Regions from separate parts of the Homo sapiens genome. Here region 1 is linked to region 2. A link is an interaction called in ENCODE POLR2A ChIA-PET data of the cell type or tissue named here. Cell type or tissue: B cell. All regions are shown on one strand. Region 1 overlaps SEPTIN3 (septin 3). Region 2 overlaps TCF20 (transcription factor 20).

Region 1 (8,000 bases), 200 kb before region 2:
TAGCCTTACCTTTCCAATCCCGGTTAGCCCAGAGTGCACCAGTCCTTGCAGAGCCAGGCTCGTTGGGCCAGGGGCACCTTGTCTCAGTGACTGACCACATGCCTACCAGAGCTTCTCCAGGAAAAGGCAAGCCCCGGGCCAGGGGGATCCCCAGACCCCGGGGGCGTCTCCAAAGGGCCAACACGACTGTGAATTTGACTGCTATGGACACAAGGACAGACGCAGCCAGACATTTAGCCACAATGGCCACCAACAGACCTAGCTTGGCTATCAATTTAGCCACACCAAACACATCCCAACTGGACACAGGCACAGAGTTCCCTGCCCTGGATATCAAGCTGGGCACAGCCAGAGACTTGTCTTCGGTAGGGACAGTCAAGTCAGGCAAAACCGTGAACTTGGCTACAGCAGGCACAATCAAGCCGGGCACAGCCATGAATCTGACTACAGTTGGGACAACCAAGCCAGGGATGGTCATGGATTTGATAGCCTCAGAACCAGACAAGCTGGGCAAAGCCATGGCTACAAGAAGCACAGCCAAACCAGATATGACCACAGAGGGTATAGCCATGGATTCAGCAACATCAGACCCAGTCAAGCCGGACACAATCACAGCTACAGTGGGCACCAGTAGGTTGGAAACAGCCATGGCTTTGGCCAGAGTGAACAGAGCCAAGCTGGGCACGGCTAAGAATTCTCTTGCTTTGGACACAAGCAGGATGGGCACAGCTGTGGGTTCAGTTGTGCCAGTAACCCCAGACCCAGCCACTGGGAAGACCACACTGGGCAGTGTTAATAACCTAACCATATCAGACGTTGCTACATGCCTGCTAATGCCAAGCAGATCCACAGACCTAGCCCTGGACAACACTAATGCTGCCATGGACAGAGCCACAGAGCCTGCCTCACTGGACCTGGCCACAGAATACAAAGGTAAATGCAGAAACTTGGTTGGGGATGGACTAGGCTGCCGGGAGGGGGAGGTGTGTGAGCTTGGAGATGGATCATGCTTGCATGGGTTGAGAAACGGAGGAAGGACTCTAAGGTCAGGGTTGAATGGGTTGGGAGAAAAGGAAATGGGGGTTGTAGGGCCAGACATAGGGACTGTACCCTGAGCTGGGTTCTAACCTGCCAGTCTGAGGTCAGGCTGAGGGAAACTATCAGAAAGAAGGTTTTGGCCAGGTGTGGTGGCTCATACCTGTAATCCCAGCACTCTGGGAGGCTGAGATGGGAGGATTGCTTGAGTGCAGGAGTTCAAGACCAGCCTGAGAAAAATGGTGAGACTGTCTCTACAAAAAATAAAAAATAAGGGGCTGGGCACGGTGGCTCACGCCTGTAATCCCAGCACTTTGGGATCTGCCCAAGGCGGGCAGATCACAAGGTCAGGAGATCGAGACCATCCTGGCTAACACGGTGAAACCCCGTCTCTACTAAAAGTACAAAAAAAAAAAAAAAAAAAATTAGCCGGACGTGGTGGCGGGTGCCTGTAGTTCCAGCTACTTGGGAGGCTGAGGCAGGAGAATGGCGTGAACCCGGGAGGTGGAGCTTGCAATGAGCCGAGATCATGCCACTGCACTCCAGCCTGGGCGACAGAGCGAGACTCCGTCTCAAAAAAATAAAAAAATAAAAAATAAGGGTTGGGCACAGTGGCGCACACCTGTAATCCCAACATTTTGGGAGGCCAAGGCGGGTGGATCACTTGCGGTCAGGAGTTCAAGACTAGCCTGGCCAACATGGTGATACCCCGTCTCTACTAAAAATACAAAAGTTAGCCAGGTGTGGTGGCACATGCCTGTAGTCCCAGCTACTTGGGAGGCTGAGGCACGAGAAGCACTTGAACCTGGGAGGCAGAGGCTGCAGTGAGCCAAGATCGTGCCACTGCACTCCAGCCTGGTGACAGAGTAAGACTCTGTCTCAAAAAATAAAATAAGATAAAATAAAATAAAAAATTAGCAGGGCATGGTGGCATGCATCTGTGGTCCCAGCTACTGGGGAGGCTGAGGTGGGAGAATTGCTTGAGCCCAGGAGGTCGAGGCTGCAGTGAACCATGATTGTGCGACAGAGCAAGACCCTGTCTCAAAAAAAAAAAAAAAGAAAAGAAAAAGAAAGGTTAACAGGGGTAACTTGTGGAGGAGCAATTATGGTGAGTCCTCCTTTCAGCATCTCCCGGGATTGTTTGTTTCCTGAAGACCTGGAATAATCAGGTGATCAATAGGTGTGTCCACCTTTAAAAGCAGTGGCTCACACCTGTAATCCCAGCACTCTGGGAGGCTAAGGCGGGTGGATCACGAGGTGAGTTGTTCAAGACTAGCCTGGCCAGGCCAGGCGTGGTGGCTCACACCTATAATCCCAGAACTTTGGGAGGCCGAGACAGGTGGATCACGAGGTCAGGAGATCAAGACCATCCTGGCTAACAAGGTGAAACCCCGTCTCTACTAAAAATACAAACATTAGCCGGGTGTGGTGGTGGGTGCCTGTAGTCCCAGCTACTTGGGAGGCTGAGGCAGGAGAATGGCGTGAACCCAGGAGGCAGAGCTTGCAGTGAGCCGAGATTGCGCCACTGCAATCCAGCCTGGGTGACAGAGTGAGACTCCGTCTCAAAAAAAAAAAAAAAGAAAAAAAACTAGCCTGGCCAACATGATGAAACCCCGTCTCTACTAAAAAATACAAAAAATTAGCCAGGTGTGTAGGCTGAGACAGAGAATTGCTTGAACCCGGGAGGCGGAGGTTGCAGTGAGCTGAGATTGCGTCACTGCACTCCAGCCTGAGCGACAGAGCGAGACTCTGTCTCAAAAAGAAAAAAAAAAAAAAAAAAAAAAAAAAAAGCAAGCCTCCTACCTCCTACGTGAAAATACTGACTAGCGCTTTAGGAAGTTGTGATTTGTCTAATAGGTAGTCTCTGCAGCCTCCTCTGGATGTGAGATAATGACCTCACTCGAGACTTTCCAAATCCATTTACGCTCAGCCTTTTAGGAAGGTATCTGTTGCTTAAAAGTTGTCTTACCTGAATGTCTCTTTCTTGGTCCCCCACCCCCAGCCCTTTAATCCTGAAAGGTAAGTTGGAGCCTTGTATATATGGAAGTCCTACACAGAACTCTAAAATAGGGCAACACAAGGGCTGGACATTCATTTGGTCTTAGAAAGCCTGTGACATGCCTAAAGTCACACCAAAGCTGGCTGGTGGCAGTAAGCTGATTGGAATCCAGATTGTTAAAATCTCTACTTTGGGCAGCCTCATTCCCAACATTTCAAGGGCTCAGAGTTTTTGGGTCTGGAAAGGTGCCTAGAAGGCATCCAGTCTAATGCCTTAATTGAGTCGTTAGATTGTCAGACCCCTTTCCCTCCACCCCACACACTCAGTCTGGGCACCTCACCTAAATTCTGGTCTTCACTTCTCCCTACGAGATCTCAGCTCTCCCTCCATCTGCAGCCCAGCCCTGTCTCCTGAAGTGCAGATGTGGGCAGCCAGCAGCCTGCTAGGCTTATCTACCCGGATGTCTCCCGGGCATGTCCAGAGGTAGCCCTTTTCTTCTTGAACTGACTCCTGCCTCCCTGATCTCACTCTCTCAGCTGTAGGCATTGCCTACCTTTTATTAGGTGCCTAGAAACCCGGGTATCCTCTTCTTCCTCATCTCTCTCTTGCCATCTCATCCAGTCTACTTCCCACCTTGTTGGTTTACCTCCTCAGTACTCAACTATCTGGCTGGCTGTCCCCTCCTCTCCATCCTTCTGCCCCTGTGAGGCCACCTCCCACCCACCAGCTTGTTCCCTGTCCACACACAACTGCTGCAACGACTCCCACATTGAATGGCAGCACTTTCGGCTTAATATTCGTCAGTGACTCACCATTACCTTCCATTAAAATCCAGCTTCCAAGGCTGCGTGCGGACTTCTCCAGCCTCTTATTTAGCTCTACACACCTGTCTGGAATTTTCTCTGCTTCAGCGACACCAAGGACTCTGGGCTGTCCACCAGCACCACGCAGCTCTCACCTCTGGAGACCCTCACCTCTGCTGTCCTCTCTTTGCAGAATACCTCTCCCTTTCCATTCTTCCCTTCCACTCCCATTTGCCTTTCCATCTGGCCCTCATCTCCTCCAAGAAGTCTTCCAAGCCCCCTCTCCCCAGGGTGCCCACCTGCCTGCACCCTCAGTTCCCTGTGTGCACCCCGGCCCCTGCATTAGGACATTCCATCTTCCTGTCTCCTCCACTAGACCCAGAACCTTCGAGGGGAGGGATGGTTGTCCTCACCCCTGTGAGGCAATATGCTGTCCATTAGTATCCACTGAATGCGTGAAATTTTTTTCTAATGGGCAAACTGAGGCTCAGAGAAGTTCCTGTCTGGCTCAAGGTTATTGGTTCATCATTCTGGAGCAGGGCCTGGAACCCGGGCCCCTGACTCGGCTCTACAGGCACCCGCGCAACACCCCAGCCCCCGCGTGACTCACGCGCGCTCACGGCCGCCCGCAGCTGCCACTGGTCCCCTGCGCCCCTCCGCCCGTCCCCGCCGCAGCCCAGTGGGTAAGGGGCGGGGAGCAGGTCCAGCGGGGAGAGACGGGACTGGGATGCAGGCACCTTTCCGGGCCTGGCACCTGGAGCCCGCGGGGGCGGCTCCTGGACCGCCCGCAGCGTGGACCCGGGACCAGTTCCCGCTTGCGGGCGCGGGCGCCGCGGGAAGGGGAGGGGCCCTCGGCGGGGCCGACGGGCGCGCGGTCACGTGGTGCGGGTGGCAGCGGCGGCGGCTGGCGGCGGCGGCAACGGTGCGCGCGGACAGGGGCGGCGCGGCGCCGAGCGAGCCGAGGCGAGGTCCCGGGGAGGGCGCGGCGGCGCGGGGCGCAGGGGCGGCGCGGCGGGGCCGCGGGCCGGGCGGGTGGGAGGAGAGCGCGAAGGGGCGAGGCCCGTTTGCAGGGGCCGCTCGGCCCGGGGAAGCCCGCGCCCCGCTCAGCCTTGCAGCCCCGCGCCCGGAGCATCTCCCTGGAGGAACGGAGACAAAGGAGGATTCATGTCCAAAGGTAGGGCGGCCGGCCAGGCCACCGGCACCCGCCAGGAGGAGGCTGCGGCCCCGGCCAGCGCGGCTGGAGGCGCTCCTGGGGGAGGGTTTCCGCGCCGAGGAGCCCACGCGCGGTGACAGATGCGCGGACACACGCACACACGGTGGCACCCACCTCGAGAGAGACAATCTTGGAGAGAGGCAGACATAGGACGCGGGGAGACGCAGGGACCCACGGACACGCAAGCAGGGACCCAGATGCGCACAGAAAGCCCCATGCTGGAGTACACCAAGACACGCACACACACACACACCACGCACAGGTGCCAGGGCCATGCCAGCCGGATGAGAGACCTGTGCACTGATACATACGTCCCCTCCCCCGCAACCCCTACAGGCACACGCTGAGACAGGCACCAGCTGGTGGTCTCCAAGGGAACCCGTTGGCCTCCAGAGGACTGGGATGGGGGAACGGGTGTCCCAGGGCCCTCTGCTCCTGCGAATGGGAAAGGACCGAGAGAGCTTTCGTGATTCCTTTTCCCAGAGCCTAGGGCTGGAACTGGGGTGGGCTGGAATTGCCTTTGTGGGGGGCGGTGGGGTCCTGAAGGCTGCGGGGGGCTGAGGAAGATCCATCTTCAGGGTGGAAGGAAGAGGGGGGGCCTGCACTAAGCAGGTGCTATTTTGGAAAAGTACCCTCCCCCAGCTGCTACCTTCCTAACACAGGGGTGGGGTCCCTGGGCCAGACAAAGCCAAAGCCATTCATTTGCCTGTAAAAGGAAGTGCCAGGGTCTTTGCTTAGCATGGGAATGGAGGGGCTGTTTCTTGGCTGCAACCGAGTCAGGTGGATGGTGCCTCTCCCTGGAGCACTGATGGGGCAGGTAGCTTCTGGCAGAGGGTGCTGCAGGCAGATCCCCCTTCTCCAGGGGCCCTAGGAGAGCCAGGAGCTGAGGGGGGCCCCAAGGACCATCTAGCCAGGATGGCAGACTTGAGCTGCACCCTGCTGTGACCCGAGCTCTTCCCCACCCTTGGGGAGCCCCCCTCCAATCCTTGTTGCAGAGGAAGGAGGAGGTCTCAACAATTCTACTCCCTTGACTGTGGCGGAGACAACAGCCATTGCTCACTGGGGGGTCAGCTGCTCTGCATGGGGAGAAGCATCTGAGGGAAGAGAAAGGTGATGTGTCTGATACCTGCCTCACTCTGAAGTTCTCATTCACTCATCATTCATTCATTCACTTATTGAGGAGTGCCTGTGGTATGCTGGGTAGACTGGGGCACAGAGATCAATAAGACACGGCCCCGCCCTAAAGAAGGGTGAGAACTAGTACGTATTTGTGCCAGATAATTTACATTCTTCATTCTGTATAACCTTCATAGAAACCCAGCAAGGTAGGTTCTATCCCCAGTTGTCTGAGCAGAAAATGAGGCTCATAAGGGTCACCCAGCCAGGATTCAAGCCTGGGTCACCTGCCCATCTGACGTTGACATGGTGGGACCAGGGGAGTTGTAGGGACAGAGGATGGAACTACAGAATCCAGCTCCAGAGCAGCATTGGTTCTGTGCCCCAGAGGTCTTTGTTTATTTGTCAGGCACCCTTACCAGACAGGGGGCCCTCAAGGGCAACAACCTTGTCTGGGGTACATAAGTGTCCTTGGAATTTCGCCTAGGGCTTGGCTGGTGTAGACCCCCATTTGACAGCATATGAAATGGCCTAGATGGGATGGAATGAATGAATGAGTGAATGTGATGAGTACCAGAAAATGTGCAGTGGGCACAGAAGAGGGCCATCCACATCAGAAGGCAAAGCAGAGGCTTTCCTGGGAGTAGCAGTGGGGCTGAATGCTGGAGGAGGAGGAGGAGGAGGAGGAGGAGGAGGAGGAGGGAGCCAGGGGTTGGAGGGGGAACAGGATCTTCCAGCAAAGCTTGTGGCACAGTGACCTGCACACATTTACTGTACTTGGGGCTGGTGGGTGGCTTGTTAGCATGTGACTGGCATGTCACTGGCATGTGGTGGGGAGGCTGACTTGCCAGCAGGCGCTGTGTACAGTGCACACAGTGGGTGCTCATATGTGCTTGTTGGAGGAATGAAAGTGAGATCTACCAGGTCCTGGTCCTGTAGTGGGCCTGTGGTAGCCCCTAGATGCTGCTTGGGGATCTGGTAGGACCCTCTCTCCATCAGGGTCTATCTTTTGGGCGTGCTCTTTTAGGATGCTGCAGTTGACAGGCCAGGGCGGAGCAGGCCATGGTGAGAGCACACACTTTATAGGAATCTTTACACAACCTCTCATAAGTAAATACAAGGCATACTTTCCAAGTCTGTAAAATGGGGATAAGACCACCCCCCCAAACCATGTGGCTCTATCTTATAACACAGGTTGAGACCAAATGGGCTCAGCTGCAGAGGCATAAGGGGCAATGGAAAGGCCCAGCTTGTGTGAGCAGCTGGGCAGGAAAAATGGGGCATTGGTCCCAGTGCAGGTGTGCTGAGTGGGGCCTGTGAGCCACGTGCAAGAGTGGAGGAGCAGGGCCAGGCTGCTGAGAGTCAGCTGCTGCAGGGCTGGGCCAATCTTGCTGCCATGCGGAGCTGCCTGGCTGGGAACAGCTTCCTGGGAAGCAAGAGAGAGCCATGCCAGGCCCTGGGGAGGTCCTGAGGCTTTGGCAGATTTGGCTGTGCCTGGGAGTGACAGAAGAAAGAACAGTTTCCCATTGGGAGAGAGGGTCTTACCAGTACCGGTGGAAGGACCAGGTGGAGGGAGATGAGAGTAGGCTCCTGGCTGGGTTTAGGGGTGGGAAGGGAATACTTCTGTCCCCTCTCCCTCCCGCCCATCTGCTGCTCCATCAGGCCTCCCTGTAAGGTTGAGACTCTGCAGGGTGTTAGTCATGAAACATAGGATTCTAGAACGGCAGAGCTGGAAGGTGTCCTCAAGAGCACATGGAGTCCAACAACCATGCTTGTGTAACTGGCATCTGGGGACACCTTCCTTTAACCAATGCTTTCACATGTACTGTTTCAT
Region 2 (8,000 bases):
GATTTTTAAGAGTAAAATTAAATCAGATGCTAGAGTCTACTAAATCTTTGAGGATTTTTCTTTCCTTTGTACTTCTGCAAAAAGGAATCCTTCATAATACTGGAAAAAAAAGATTTCTAATAACAAAACCCAAGAGTTCTGTTGTTTTCAAAGGAAAACACACCATAAGCTTTACAGAAATGTAGTAAATTAAAAAGAAGAGACCTTTGACTGGAACCCTTTCTGAGACGGGGGAAAGAGCAGGGGCTACTGGCAAGAGATGCCCTGCCCAAGAAAGAGACCTAAAAGCCTGTTGTGTCCACTCACAAGGCCACCCCTGGCCAGCTGTGCCCTGAAGGGCTGCCTTCAGGAACAGTCACCCTGCACCCCATTGGCAGTGGACAGTTTAGAAGCCCCCACTCCTTTCCACAGATAATCTGGGGAGCTAAGTAACCAATGGAAGAACACTGCATCCACCTGGCGTTGTCATCCACAGGATGAAATGCTGGTGGCAGAGCATAGAGCGAGCAGGAGGGCAGAGGCAACGACGCCTGCTGGGAGCCGGGCAGGATGCAGGGAGCCCGGTGGCCCCGACTCACCTGTGCTTGCTGTCCTTTCCATTCCCACGAGCACACTGCCCCCCTCACCCCCGCTCCGACTGCTCTGTGCTGAGGCTGCCTTTCGCGGTCTTGTTCTGCAAGGGGGGGAGAGGGCACGGAAGGGGAGGCTGACACGGGCAAAACCAAGAGGAGACAGACAGGTGGGAGAGGACAGTGCAGAAATCAGGGAGGGCAAAGGGAGGACAGGAGTGGCACATGGAAAAGGAAAGAAAAGGCAGAGTCAGTCCTGACCGACAAACAGGAGACATTCAGACAGGGTTTTCTGAGGCAAAATGTGACCCTTAAAAAGGGGAGTTCTAAAAATAACATGCAAATTAAGTAAAAATAAAGAGAATATAAGATCCTGTGACCACTCCCCGCCCTTCCCCAGAAATAATTTTTAAAGAAAAGCATAAGCAAGCATCTTTCAGGAGCATTTTGAGGGCAGACCTCTCTGGACAACCTCCTTCTAGTACTTTCGGCCCTACTAGATTTAAGACTGCGAGTGACCAGTGACCACCAGGTGTCAGTGTGACCTCAGCCAGAGACACAGTGCAGCCCCTGCAGGAAACATCAGGTGGCAGTGGTCTCCGTTCTGATCCTTTCTTGGGGCTCCTTCTCCATATACACCCTCCCCACACACATATGTGGTATCCACAAACAGACCATTCACCCCTTACCTCCCACCCTTTCCTAAAGGAAGCGACCACGAGACCACCTCCTAAATAAACTGGGAAGTGGAGCCCGAGACAGCCCATCCACTGTGCATCAGGCTGCTTCTGCAGAAGCACAACCTGGAAGAGACTGAGCTTCCCCAGAGCCTTGTGGTCAGCTCGACTTCTAGTCTGGGAAGATGCCTTTGCACAGGCCTCAAGGCCTAGAACCAGACTTACCAAACGCCAACCTGTGAATTGGGGTTCTATTCACCTCAAGTGGAAATCAGTGGCTTGATCGAGTTAGATATTCTCACCTCTCTTAATGAACAGACAAACACCCCCTCTCCCAAAACACATTTCTCCTGGGATCCTCATAATACTCCGAGTGCTGGCCCCCATGCCACGGGTCTCCCTTCAGCATCATGCCCCTCCACCCTCCCAGGGCCAGGAGGGGACTAACAGCCGGAGGCACAGGTGGGGACAGGTGTGGGTGAGGCCCACCAACACCTGGTCTTCAGGTCTTTCAGGAGGAGCCACCCTCGATCCCATCCCTGCTGGTAGCTCTTGGGGCCTCTGACTCACCTTGTGCTTAGGGCACCTCACCGAGAAGTTCTCCTCATGTAGCAAACAATCTGGAAGACAGAAGGGGACAGTCAGATGGAGACTTCACAGCTGGACATAGGTGTGGTCATGCTGGCTGGGATTGACAGGGTCAGACATAAAGGTAGCAGGTCGCTACACTTACTTCTAATAGGAAAACATTAGAGACAACCCAAGTAAGCTATGATACCTTAACATGATGGATATCGGTCACTTAAAAATTAACATTTGAAAAGAGTTAATGGTATGGAAAACACCCATGAAACAAAACTGCTTGAAAAAACCAGGATGTACAAATGTATAAATGTGCTAATTTTATTAAAATGTTTCTACGCATTAAAAAAAGACTTGGGGCTGGGTACCATGGCTCACACCTGTAATCCCAGCACTTTGGGAGGCCGAGGCAGAAAGATCACTTGAATCCAAGAGTCAAGACCAGCTTGGGCAACACAGTGAGATCCTGTCACTATTAAAAAAAAAAAAAAAAATACTGAAAGGCTGGGTGTGATGGCACTTGCCTATAGTCCCAGCTACTTGGGAGGCTGAGGTGAGAAGACTGCTTGAGCCCAGGAGTTCAGACTGCAGTAAGCTACTATCACATCACTGCACTATAGCCTAGGCAAGCAAAACTGTCTTAAAAAAAAAAAAAACTACTTGGGAGGCTGAGGCAGGAGAATCACTTGAACCAGAGAGTCGGAGGTTGCAGTGAGCCGAGATCACACCACTGCACTCCAGCCTGGTGACAGAGCGAGACTCCGTCTCAAAAAAAAAAAAAAAAAAAAAAAAAAAAAGACTGAAAGGAAATCTATGAATATGTAACAATAATTCTCTTTGGGTAAGAAGATACAGCTGATTTAAATTTTATCTTTTCTATATTCCCACGATATCACCAATAAATGCTATTTTAAAAATCCTTGATTCTAGGCTAACCCCATTTCTCAGGCTCAAGCCAAAGCCTCCTTGTAAAAACACTTTAAAATCTAGACGCGTATTTTCTTCTCTGTACAGAGAATGCCCAGGTGTCTGAGACAGAAAGGTGGCCAGGCCCAAGAGCCCCACTGTCACCTTTGCCCCACGACCCACGGAGACACAGAAGCCTCCAACACAAATCACATAATCCACACTAAATGCTTCAGAGGAAGGTAAAATCCCATGAGGATGCTTTTAATCCTTGGAGGAAAAATGATTCATTCCAACTTGTAACATGATGACAGCATCCTGGATGGCAGCAAGGACACATCTGCCTCCAGGTGAGCTGAGCTCTCACACAAGGGTAGTGCATGGATCAGGGCAAGGAAATCTAATTAATGAGTTCACTCTGCACACCACAGCTCCTGGAGACCGACAGCCAGGTCACTGGTGCAAAACGCGGTGGCAGAATGTTAATAAATATTGATAACACATTCTCAGAGAGCTCCCAGGCACCATGGCAGGAGGCAGCCACGGTACTTATCCTTGTTAAATTTAAACTGAGATCCAGACTAGCAGCCTGTGCACCCACAGATTTCAAGTGCAATAGTAATAAGCAATGAACATACACATGAAAACTTTTCAGGTCCCGGTATCCTAAAACAAATCAAAAAGACCCTTTTATATTTGGCCAGACCTGGAACATCATAGCCTGTCTTTCGTTGGAGCCCATGAGTATCTAAGAGAGTGGGCGGCAGCCTTCTTGGCTCCGTGGGCCCAAGAGCTCAGCAACTTACTACTAACCTCCAAGCCCCTCCCCCAGCAAGCAACTAGCAAGGCAATAAATGAAATGTGTTAATTTAAAACCCACAAGTACATAGTGTGACCAAGACTCCCGCTGCTCCAATCTGCCAGAGAGTTTATAAACAGCAGGAGCCAGACAACTGGAGCTCAGGGGATATGCTCTCTTCTTACCTGGGCTCTGGCAGCAAGCACTATGCTGGCTTAGTCTCTAGTTTGGGCCAAACAGAAACAGTACAGCACACGTGGGGCTGGGCCACGCTTACGCCACAGGGGTTTATACCAGTGAGGACAGGGACCACACGAGCAGCAAAGGGTGCCATCAGAAAGGCGCAGGTGGCTCAGTTCCCTCACGGCCACAGAACAGTGACCAGCTGTGATGGACCATTAATAAAACACGCCTCATGTTAGGAAATGCGTTCCCTCTGAGTTAGAAGCAGAAAAGAGTAAGACACTATGAATGCACGCTAACGACAACTTGAAACTAATGCCAGATACATCTGGAAATGAAGTCTCCTACAGCAATCTGCCTGAGGCAGTGTCCATCTCTGACAAGGCCTCCCATGCAGGAACACTGTGCAGACAATGCCCTCCTCTGTTCTCATACATGTCCACAGGCCGTCAGGAAGCACAATTCACGTTCCTGGCAGGGGCCAGAACCACAGCTAGAGAGCTCAGAAACCTGGAGGGCACAGGGGAGCTTCTCCTCTTACCAGTCCCTGCTGGGAGGGAAGAGTGAAGAGCAGTAGGTGTAGTAAAACCTCTTCTGAGGACTCTGAACAGGCAACTGCACCTACATGGCCAGCCAGTCAAGGTCTCTCAATCTGTGTTCTTCAAGGCCCAGGCACCATCCTACACTGTCCAGAGGGCGCAGTCAGCACTTCTGCATAGTGAAGTCAAAGTAAACAGCTTGCGAGATCATCATCCAAGCTCAAAAAGACCTACAAGGTGGCCTAGTCAACAAGATGGCTTGCAGACACAAACATCAACCCCCAGAAGAGAAGGCCACTTTCATTTCCCTCTTCAAGCTCAAAGGCAGAATGGATTTACTAAGCTCCTCATTATAAGCTCTGTGAAGCTTCAGATACCCACATGCATCCACATGCTCCCAGGCTGAGGATGGTGGGCTCAAGGAGGGAGGTAGGAAAAACAAGAAGGGTTTAATGTCCTTTGGATCTGTTGTGTAGCAGACACAGACTCCAATTCACCTACACTCTACCCCAGTACTACTGTTATTCCTTATGTTGGCACACTGCAGGGCTTGGGACACAGGGGCCTGCCAGCCCCACCCTGCCTTGCCGAAGGGTAGGCTCAGGCTCCTGGGCCATAAGGAGGGAAATATGGGGCTCTTGGCACTGGGACTGGCTCCTGTGAGGCAGACGGCTGTCCCCCGGGGAGGAGTCAGACTACTGGCATTTCCTAATGACCCATCCAGGGCTCTGATGGCACCAGCAAGATCAAAGTCTGCAGCAGAGATAGCAGCTTTAAAATGCTACTGCAACGAGAGCTGCAGAAAGTAGAATTCCCAGCTGTTTTTTCATGAGAGTAGAAGAAAAAAAAAAAACCCTCCACACAAGGTTCTTTACGCACAGTGGAATTATTAATGAGCTACCACAGCCTTTTTTTCTCGTCTTAATTGTTGTGGCTCATTGCATTAAATACATTAATTAAAAAAAAAAAAAAACAGAGCTCATGCTCTTATTACTGTAACCCCCCCCACCTGGAGCCAAATCCTGTGCCTATGACATAACAAGCAACACAAAACAGCTGACCATGATGTCAGAAATGCAGGGTCAACATCAGGTGGGGGGGAAGGTGGCAGGAGTCACAGATCATGAAACAAAGATTCTGTTTCTATGGAGATGTCCCAGTAATAAAAGTCTTCCCTGAGACATCAACAGCTCTTTAAAGATCTGGGTGGGTTGACAGCAAGGCAGAGATGAAAATGTTAAACTGCTCTTTACTCCATAAGGGAGGTTAGGGATTCTCAAACCAAGGACTTATTTTTGTTATGATTAGAAAGAAAAGTCCATCAATAAACTTGTTTCCTGGATACAAAGTTACATCATACACAGAGAGCAATTTCCAAGAAGACTGTGTGGAATAATACAAGCGTCCATCCCCACAGAGCAGTGCAGGCCTCTGGGTCACTGTGACTTGGGTCATCAAAAAGACCGCAATGACCAAGACATGGTCATCTTGTGAAACTGCCTCTGGGTCCCAGGTCTCCACATGAAGGAGCAAAGTGCACAGCAGCAGAGGCAGCAAAGCCAGAGGCCGACAGCCCTACCCTCACTCCTCCCAACCCAGACCCCTCTGTCTTGCTGGACACGCGGCCACCAACTTCTGTTAAATAGAGATGCTACCAGCTTAACTAGGCAGGCTACCAAGATGGGCCCCAAAACAGAAAATGACAGACACCATTTACTCACAAGTCCTCAGCTAATAATGAGGGTCCTGCGCTTCTCTGCTGGTGGGCTGGGGTGACAACCTGGGCACAAGCTTCCACTAGAGGAGAGGATGTTCCAGTGCTCTATGGCCCCTTCCAAAAAATCCCAACCATATTGCCTGAACTTGGGTTGAGGAGGGTAGCTCTAAGCCTGTGCTGTTCAGCCACTAGCCATACATGGCCACTTAAGTTTACATTAAAAAAAAAAATTCATTTCCTCAGTCCCACTAGCACTCAATGATCACATCTGGTTTGTGGTTACCACATTGGAGAGTGCTGAGCTAGAGCGTTTCCATCATTGCAGTATGTTAGGCTGAGCTTTGCTGCTTGACATCTTAGAAGCTGGACCAGAAGGCAGGCTATCAGCAGAACGGGGGCAGCCTCCAGGGGGGCCCTTGCTGAAGTGTGCTCGGGTGGGATGTGGCACCGGCCTGTCAGCACACCCTAATGTGTCCCTGAACACAGCCTCAGTGGGGGACCACTTCTTACCCAGCTGCGAACTGGGAGAGCCAAAACTCACAGTATTCCCAATATAAAACTAACAATCAACCATAAAAAAACTTAATACTTAAAAATCCTCATATATAGCTGGGCATAATGGTACATGCCTGTATTCCCAGCTAGTTGGGAGGATCGCTTGAGCCTAAGAGTTTGAGTCCAGCCTGGGCAACACAGTGAGACCCTGTCTCAAAAAAAATTTTTTTTTTTTTCACTTAAAAGCCATTTTCTTGGCCAGGCGCGGTGGCTCACGCCTGTAATCCCAGCACTTTGGGGGGCCAAGGTGGGCAGATCACAAGGTCAGGAGATCGAGACCATCCCGGCTAACACGGTGAAACCCCGTCTCTACTAAAAACAGAAAAAATTAGCCGGGCGTGGCGGCGGGCGCCTGTAGTCCCAGCTGCTGGGGCGGCTGAGGCAGGAGAATGGCGTGAACCCGGGAGGCGGAGCTTGCAGTGAGCCGAGATCGCGCCACTGCACTCCAGTCGGGGCAACACAGCGAGACTCTGTCTCAAAAAACAAAAAAAAAAAGCCATTTTTTTCAACTAGAAACAAAACTTTATATTACTGCTCCCCCTCTTTCCTGGCCACTAGACTACAGGGAAGAAAACACAATATTACGATGTAACTAGAGGTAATGAAAATGAGAAAAGGCAACTGGTTGGCTCTTTTAAAAACTTATTTTTATTTGAACAGACCTGTTCTTGCTATGTTATCCAGGCTGAACTTGAACTCCTGGCCTCAAGTGATCCTCTAGCCTCAGCCTCCCGAGTACCTGAGATTACAGGTGTGAACCACCATACCTAGTTAACTGGTTAGCTCTCTTTCTTTTTCTTTTGAGACAGAGTCTCGCTCTGTTGCCAGGCTGGAGTGCAGTGGCGTGATCTCAGCTCACTGCAACCTCCACCTCCCGGGTTCAAGCGATTCCCCTACCTCAGCCTCCCAAGTAGCTGGGACTACAGGCACGCGCCACCACACCTGGCTAATTTTTCATATTTTAGTAGTGACAGGGTTTCACCATGTTGGCCAGGCTGGTCTCAATCTCCTGACCTTGTGATCCGCCCACTTCGGCCTCCCAAAGTGATGGGATTACAGGTGTGAGCCACCGTGCCTGGCCCAACTGGTTAGCTCTTGAAAGAGAAGGATTTAACAGCTGTACTACAGAATATGGCAGACCATGACCCAGGGTAAATTACACCTTAGACTCAACATGAAAACATTTGGAGGAAAAAAGAGAACAGAAGGGATGGACTAAAACCCAAACTCCCTGAACTGACATTTCAAGGCTACTTCATTTTTGTTTTGAGATAGGGTCTCACTCTGTTGCCCAGGCTGGAGTGCAGTGGCCCAACTGAGGGTCATGCAGCCCCTCCTGGGTCCTTCCATCTCAGCCTCCCTGGGTAGCTGGGACTACAGACAAGGGCCACCACGCCTGGCTAATTTTTTGTATTTTTTGTAGAGACAGGGTTTCACCATGTTGGCCAGGCTGGTCTCGAACTCCTGGGCTCA

The links. Peaks named below come from ENCODE experiments on the same cell type or tissue, not always from the same donor. Only the 100,000 strongest peaks of a DNase experiment are listed, where the experiment ranks them.
Region 1: POLR2A ChIA-PET joins it to region 2 with 12 read pairs; 3 of 35 experiments call an interaction of 5 or more read pairs at or near these places.

The regions. Positions count from the first base shown.
Region 1 is chr22:41,972,064-41,980,063 of GRCh38, forward strand. It overlaps SEPTIN3 (septin 3), which reads left to right. Exons shown (of 12, transcript NM_001363845.2): 2 at 1-933. Among named protein-coding and RNA genes, the nearest start is that of SEPTIN3, 6.6 kb to the left of the region's middle. RefSeq lists a silencer at 4,736-4,805. In B cell, no CTCF peak of the experiment used is centred here; DNase peaks (open chromatin) are centred at 3,021, 4,698 and 5,348; H3K4me3 peaks cover 1,182 bases; H3K27me3 peaks cover 5,109 bases.
Region 2 is chr22:42,168,031-42,176,030 of GRCh38, forward strand. TCF20 (transcription factor 20) reads right to left here. Exons shown (of 6, transcript NM_001378418.1): 4 at 1,817-1,866; 5 at 579-706. The coding sequence ends at 623. Among named protein-coding and RNA genes, the nearest start is that of CYP2D6, 41 kb to the left of the region's middle. In B cell, CTCF peaks have their summits at 1,111 (motif pointing right) and 1,311; DNase peaks (open chromatin) are centred at 1,121 and 4,531; H3K27ac peaks cover 2,470 bases.